Regions from separate parts of the Homo sapiens genome. Here region 2 is linked to region 1. A link is a contact called in ENCODE Hi-C or POLR2A ChIA-PET data. All regions are on one chromosome and are shown on one strand. The core of a region is the stretch at or near the end of the contact, and the rest is flanking DNA. Distances in the headings are between cores, read along the strand shown. Region 1 holds the start of FAM43A (family with sequence similarity 43 member A). Region 2 holds the start of GP5 (glycoprotein V platelet).

Region 1 (3,431 bases), core at 224-2,723:
TGGACACCAGCACGGCGTGGCAGCGCAGCATCACGGCCTTGTGCTTCAGCTCGTGCCGGTACACCCAGGCGAAGACCTTGGGCAGCCGCGCGTCGGCCACGCAGTAGGTGACGCGGTGCAGCAGGTAGAGGTGGCCCGGGCGGCGCAGCGCGCGCTCCTCGGCGTGCACCATGCGGATACCCTGCGCACTCACCGTCAGCTTCATCTTGGTGCCCTGACGGCCCGCCTCGCTCTTGCTCCAGATCTTGCCCACAGCAAGGTCGGTGCAGCCGTCGCCGCGCGCCTGGATGGTGGTGGCATTGCCCAGGTAGAGCACGGTGTAAGTTGGGTCCTCGCTAGTGATGTGCAGCTTCTTGCGCTTGGAGCGGAACATGCTGCCCACCCGGCTAAGCGCGCCTTCGGGGCACGCCCGCGCCAGCGAGCTGAGCGCCGAGTAGTGCAGGCTCACAGCGTAGCCCTTGGGCTTGGACGCCTGCCGCGGCGGCGCCTCGGCCAGCAGCTCGAACTTGTGCTTCTTCCACGGCAGCATCTCCGGAGGGCGCCCCGGCGCAGCTGGGCGGCGGCGGCGGCGGAGCGCCGGGTGCGAGGCCCGCTGAGCCACCGGCCCCTGCCAGGCTCGGCCCGGGCAAGATCGAAGAATAAAACTACTGGGAGCGGCCCTGTGGTAGGGAGTTGGGGGGAGGGGAGCAGAGAGAGTGCTTAGGAACCCCGCAGGAGGTGCGGGTAAATTCTCTAAAAAAGAAAATATTCAGCTTCGAGTGTGCAAAAAAGGTTGGTGCGGGGGAGACACGCGCGCACACAGAATTACCCCAGCCTGGGCAAGGGCGAGAGCAAAGAGTCTCAGGCAAGCAACAAAATGCAAGGGAGAAAGAACGAGCGTAGAGTGGAAAATGTCAGGAAAAAAGCTAGAAGCGCGCGTGCAAATAAAGAGAGCCCCAGCAACAGCACCCGGGATGGTGCAAGAATATGCAGGAACTCCTCGGCGAACGTGAGGTGGGTCCCCTAACACACACAACCCTCAGGACTGGGGCCAAAACCCGCGGAAACTCTACAGCGAGTGTGCCTAGGGGCCGGTGCTCCCCACCTCCGAGGGGTGCTGGAGATGGAAAGCCCCCCGTTTGGGCTGGTCTCAAGTCAGCAGCTCGCCCAAAGTGCGGTCGGATGCTGGGTCCGGCTGGCCGCGGCGGGCCCCGCGCAGCAGTCCCGCGGGGACTCACTGCATCTTCGCTCCGCCGGACGCCGGGGACTCGCGCTCGGCCCGCTCAGTGTCCGGGCTGGCCTGGCCGAGACGGCGCTGGGCTCCGAGAACAGGGGACGGGCATGGCCGGGTCCGGGAACCGCCGCTACCTCATTTCTTCCCTCCGAGGCGGTGTCCAGCTCCGCTCCCGGGCTCTCCACGGTCTGCTGCCCGCCTTTGCAGTGCGCCCTCTCCGGTGCTGCGAGCGGCGTCCGGCTCGCCTGCCTCACATCCTTGCCGTCCGGGAGGAAGATCTCGGGTAAATATAGGCCGGCGCGAACCATTCGCCGCGCGGGGACAGGGGAGGAGCAGAGAAGAGGATCTGTTTTGGGCTCCGACTCCGGGCGGATTCCTGGTTTCTTAAAGGGACCGCGTGACAGCCATTGGTCGAGGGAGCGGGGAGACCGGTCCAATCCTCCAATTACATCCCAAATTTACCAGCATCTCTTTTGTCTATGGAAATCACTGGGACCTGGGGTTACCCCGCAGCAAAAAGATTTGAATCCTGACACTCCACCCCCCAGGCTGAATTGCCACTCACTGAATACATGTATGTCTAGATCGAAACTTCTGAGGGAGGTGGCAGAAGATGAGATTACAGATTATAATTTCCTGTACAAAAAGTTTGGGAAAATAGTGGTTTCTTCCTTGTGTGACGGCTTTCTGAGAATGACTGGGTGCTGTTTAATATTATTTTCAGAATTGTATTCCATTAAAGAAAAGAGAGAGGCACAGAAAACACCAAGGCTTATCTCTCACTATCTTGAGCTCGTATTCACAGGTAAGCAGCAGACAGTGTAAAGTGAGGTGAGTGGTAACATGATTGGGGTGACTACTGTAGAATACCGTCAATGAATAAGGCTTTTCCCCGTCCGAACCCCGGCAAGACCCCCTCCTGCTGTCAGGCCTCAGGGTAGAGCAGTTTTCTGAGATACACACAATTTCTAATGCTCGTGTGTCGTTAGGACTTAGTTTACTTTGGCAAGCCGGTCATGCGGTTTCATTCTATCATTGACATATTTTGGATGAGAATTCCTAGTAAAAATTCAAATGACGTTTTTTATTTAAGTGACAAATAATGCCAGGCCACCCTCCAATGGGAGTGATAATTGCATCAGTATTGCTTTTATCATGTGCCAACTGGACAGTGTAGTTGTCTTCTGACCGGCTTGACCCTTAGCCAGTAACTCATTTCTGGGCCCTTGAAACAGCCTGCTTGCCTCTATGGTATGGTCAGTCAAAGCAAAAAGACGTATGGCTGGAGTGGGATCAATGTCCGAATGATCCTGCATCAAACTCCCAGCCTGGTCCTGGAGGAGGACAGTGATCCCTTCCCACCATCCCAGTCCCCTGGGGATCTTTGATGTCTCTGGCTTCCACGCCAGGTCTTCATGCCAGAGTCACTGCAACCATACCTGGAAATTCCCTTGGGATATTCCAACAAAATAAAACTGACCCCTGCCCACCCTCTACCTTTGCCAACTTTTAACCTTCCTTTGAAATCTAACTCAATTTTCTCAGAGTCGTTGATGCTGAGTTTCCATTTAAGTTACTTTGCTGAGTTTCCATTTAAGTTACTTTTCTGACTACCTTTTGGTGCCCGGCCCTGAGCTAGGAGCAGACGGGATTCCTGCCTCCTAGTCCAATGAAGGTTGTAAACTCTACCCAACTCTGGGTTTCCACTGGACTGTGGGTTCTCTGCAAGTACCCTGTATCCCCAATATGGTACAAATAGGCACTCAGTAACTAGAATTAATGAGCAAGATATGCATGTGGACAAGAAGACAGAGTGGGCTAAATGCTATGAGAAAGACTCAAAGCACTATGAGAAGCTGGAGGAAGAAAGCATTCATTGTGACTAGGAAAATCAGAAAAGGCTTCATGGAGGTGGTGACCTTTGAAAGATAAACAGAATTTATCCAAATAGGAAAAGACTGAAGGGCTTTATGGGTATAGAGGGTAGCAAAATTACAGAAGCATGAAAATGCATGCATAAGGCCAGGCGCGGTGGCTCACGCCTGTAATCCCAGCATTTTGGGAGGCTGAGGCGGGTGGATCACTTGAGGTCAGGAGTTCAAGACCAGCCTGGCCAACATGGCAAAACTCTATCTCTACTAAAAATACAAAAATTAGCTGGGCATGGTGGTGCACGCCTGTAATTCCAGCTACTTGGGAAGTTGAGGCAGGAGAATCC
Region 2 (3,431 bases), core at 659-3,158, 290 kb after region 1:
TTTATTGATCATTCTTGGGTGTTTCTCGCAGAGGGGGATTTGGCAGGGTCATAGGACAACAGTGGAGGGAAGGTCAGCAGATAAACAAGTGAACAAAGGTCTCTGGTTTTCCTAGGCAGAGGACCCTGCGGCCTTCCGCAGTGTTTGTGTCCCTGGGTACTTGAGATTAGGGAGTGGTGATGACTCTTAACGAGCATGCTGCCTTCAAGCATCTGTTTAACAAAGCACATCTTGCACCGCCCTTAATCCATTTAACCCTGAGTGGACACAGCACATGTTTCAGAGAGCACAGGGTTGGGGATAAGGTCACAGATCAACAGGATCCCAAGGCAGAAGAATTTTTCTTAGTACAGAACAAAATGAAAAGTCTCCCATGTCTACTTCTATCCACACAGACCCGGCAACCATCCGATTTCTCAATTTTTTCCCCACCCTTCCCGCCTTTCTATTCCACAAAACTGCCATTGTCATCATGGCCCATCCCCAATGAGCCGCTAGGCACACCTCCCAGACGGGGTCGTGGCCGGGCAGAGGGGCTCCTCACTTCCCAGTAGGGGCGGCCGGGCAGAAGCGCCCCCCACCTCCCGGATGGGGCGGCTGGCCGGGCAGAGGGGTCCTCACTTCCCAGTAGGGGCGGCCGGGCAGAGGCGCCCCTCACCTCCCGGATGGGGCGGCCGGCCGGGCGGGGGGCTGACCCCCCCACCTCCCTCCCGGACAGGGCGGCTGGCCGGAAGTCTTAATGCAGACAGCATTATCAGTGTGTTCAAAAGACACGTAGACACGTTTTGCCTATAGACAAATGGGCAAAAGGAAACCCAGCTTTCTCAAATGAAGCACAAGTGGGCCTTAATTATGTGAAAAGGTGTTCAAGTTCATCATTAAACAGGGAAAGGAAAAGTTAAAATCATGCTGAGATATCTTTCATAGAAATGGCAAAAAGCAGGAAGTGCCACGTGTGGGCAGAGAGGAAGCACAGGAACTCTCACAAATGGCAGGTGTCATCGTAGACCAACACAACCACTTTGGAGAGCAGTTTGACTTTCCCCAGTTAAACTGAACATGTGAGCGGCCGGGCGTGGTGGCTCATGCCTGTAATCCCAGCAGTTTGGGAGGCCGAGGCGGGCGGATTGCCTGAGCTCAGGAGTTCAAGACCAGCCAGGGCAACACGGTAAAACCCCGTCTCTACTAAAATACAAAAAATTAGCTGGGCGTGATGGTGTGTGCCTGTAATCCCAGCTACTTGTGAGGCCGAGGCAGGAGAATTGCTTGAACCAGGGAGCAGGAGGTTGCAGTGAGCCGAGATCGCACCACTGCACCCCAGCCTGGGCGACAGAGTCCCCCTCCCCCACCAAAAAAACAACAAGTGAGCATCCTGCAACCTAGCAATGCCATTGTTGAACAAGTTCAAAGATGTTCTTAGCCTTATTAGTCCCAAAAGGAAGAAAAAAATGGAGGATTTGAGAATGTTCTTAGCTTTATTGCTAAGCGGAGAAAGAAAAACAACACATACCAAAAAAAAAAAAAAAAAAAAAAAAAAAAAAAAAAAAAACCTGGGTGGGAAATTAGGGCCATGTGGCATGAAAAGGAAGACCCAGGGGAAGTGTGGCCCATCTAGGGGTGTGGCTACTGCAGTGATCCAGCTGTATCACTGAACTTCCCTGGCATCATAGAGTTATATTGTGCCATTTATGGAAAAACTCTCCCCACTGCTCTTGGCTTTGACAGTAGGAATCAGGTTATATATGGTCTCTCGGTTTGAAGATATTTGTCATTAAAAACCAGAACAAGGGCTCTGAGATAGGGTCCTTTCCTGACCTACTCTGGTAAAGTCTTTATCCTCAGGATGCAAGGATACCACCCTCTTCCTGTGGAAAGTGTCGAATCACATGCAGAGCTCTAAGTCTTTCAGTTACTTTGGAGTGCAGAACCATTTCAGGTAAGGCCAAATATTTTAAACATTAGTATAGGAAATTAGAGGGCTCTTTAGTCTGTGTGTGCATGAGAAGTAAAATTGCACGAGAAGCAATTTATGTAAAATTTCGCTTAGGAAACATTGTTTTGGCAGGTTAGTAGTATGGTGTGCATTTCCCAGAAAATTCAGTGCCGTGAGTATTACCTTTAGTTAAGCATCTTAGAAATAGTAGCTCTTTATGGCTAAGTCAGAAATACTACCCTCAAATTCTATGTGACCCTAGTTATACTGTTGAGCCTTTCTGTGCCTCTGTGCCTTCATCCTTGAATCGGGGATAATATACTTACCTCCTAAGGTTATTGTAAGGATTAAATGCATGTAGTATAAATAAAGAGCTGAGAACAATGCATGGCGTAAAGTGATAGGTATTATTATATGCTTTTGTTGGCTGTTGATTGAAGGTGTTCGCTGTTTTGGGGGTGTCCTTTAATAGAGTAACTTGGTACTGTGGAAATAGCATGATTGTGAGCAAAAGAATCAGATGGTGGTGGCTGCAGACTTTGCTGTTCCCTTCTTGACTGTTGGTTATAGCCAATGCAGGGTAAGTTATAAAGTCAAGAGCAGAGCCGTTTTCACAATGGACATTGCTTTGTGATGTCTGTGAGCTTGAATGTGAGAATGATTATTTTAATTCTCTATGTAAGGACTTTAAAGTATTGGCTATTCGGTAGCTTGAAAACTCTGTAATCTCAATGCTTTAAACTGAGAGTGGAAAATCAATAAAGCAAAAGCATGAGGCCACGCAGTGTAGAATGAGTGTCTTTTCACCACGTAGGGAAATCTGTAGTCCTAAGAAAAGAGGGAGTGAGAATTCTGGCGAAAGGATTGTGCCTCTGCACAAAGTGCAGGATCCCAGGGTTCAGTACAGGCGCGAACGCTCCTGTGTGTTGACCACACTCCCACGGTTGCTTTTTCAGACATGCTGAGGGGGACTCTACTGTGCGCGGTGCTCGGGCTTCTGCGCGCCCAGCCCTTCCCCTGTCCGCCAGCTTGCAAGTGTGTCTTCCGGGACGCCGCGCAGTGCTCGGGGGGCGACGTGGCGCGCATCTCCGCGCTAGGCCTGCCCACCAACCTCACGCACATCCTGCTCTTCGGAATGGGCCGCGGCGTCCTGCAGAGCCAGAGCTTCAGCGGCATGACCGTCCTGCAGCGCCTCATGATCTCCGACAGCCACATTTCCGCCGTTGCCCCCGGCACCTTCAGTGACCTGATAAAACTGAAAACCCTGAGGCTGTCGCGCAACAAAATCACGCATCTTCCAGGTGCGCTGCTGGATAAGATGGTGCTCCTGGAGCAGTTGTTTTTGGACCACAATGCGCTAAGGGGCATTGACCAAAACATGTTTCAGAAACTGGTTAACCTGCAGGAGCTCGCTCTGAACCAGAATCAGCTCGATTTCCTTCCTGCCAGTCTCTTCACGAATCTGGAGAACCTGAAGTTGTTGGATTTATCGGGAAAC

Evidence for each region. Hi-C counts contacts between places; a loop is a spot of excess contacts on that map. ChIA-PET counts read pairs that join two places held with the same protein, here RNA polymerase II (POLR2A). Pooled maps may share reads with other maps.
Region 2: a pooled map shows a loop between it and region 1 (7-fold over the local background). The contact joins the promoter of GP5 here to the promoter of FAM43A in region 1. A Hi-C loop is called at or near these places in 3 of 50 pooled maps. POLR2A ChIA-PET finds 5 or more read pairs at or near these places in 3 of 52 experiments (CD4-positive, alpha-beta T cell, GM10248 and naive thymus-derived CD4-positive, alpha-beta T cell).

The regions. Positions count from the first base shown.
Region 1 is chr3:194,683,925-194,687,355 of GRCh38, reverse strand. It overlaps FAM43A (family with sequence similarity 43 member A), which reads right to left and starts at 1,473. Exons shown (of 1, transcript NM_153690.5): 1 at 1-1,473. The coding sequence starts at 529. LOC124909474 reads left to right here and starts at 447. Exons shown (of 3, transcript XM_047449428.1): 1 at 447-1,496; 2 at 1,938-2,018. The coding sequence starts at 1,103. RefSeq lists enhancers at 1-126, 127-632, 1,384-1,743 and a silencer at 454-643.
Region 2 is chr3:194,397,743-194,401,173 of GRCh38, reverse strand. It overlaps GP5 (glycoprotein V platelet), which reads left to right and starts at 1,908. Exons shown (of 2, transcript NM_004488.2): 1 at 1,908-1,936; 2 at 2,890-3,431. The coding sequence starts at 2,892. RefSeq lists enhancers at 1-524, 525-1,078.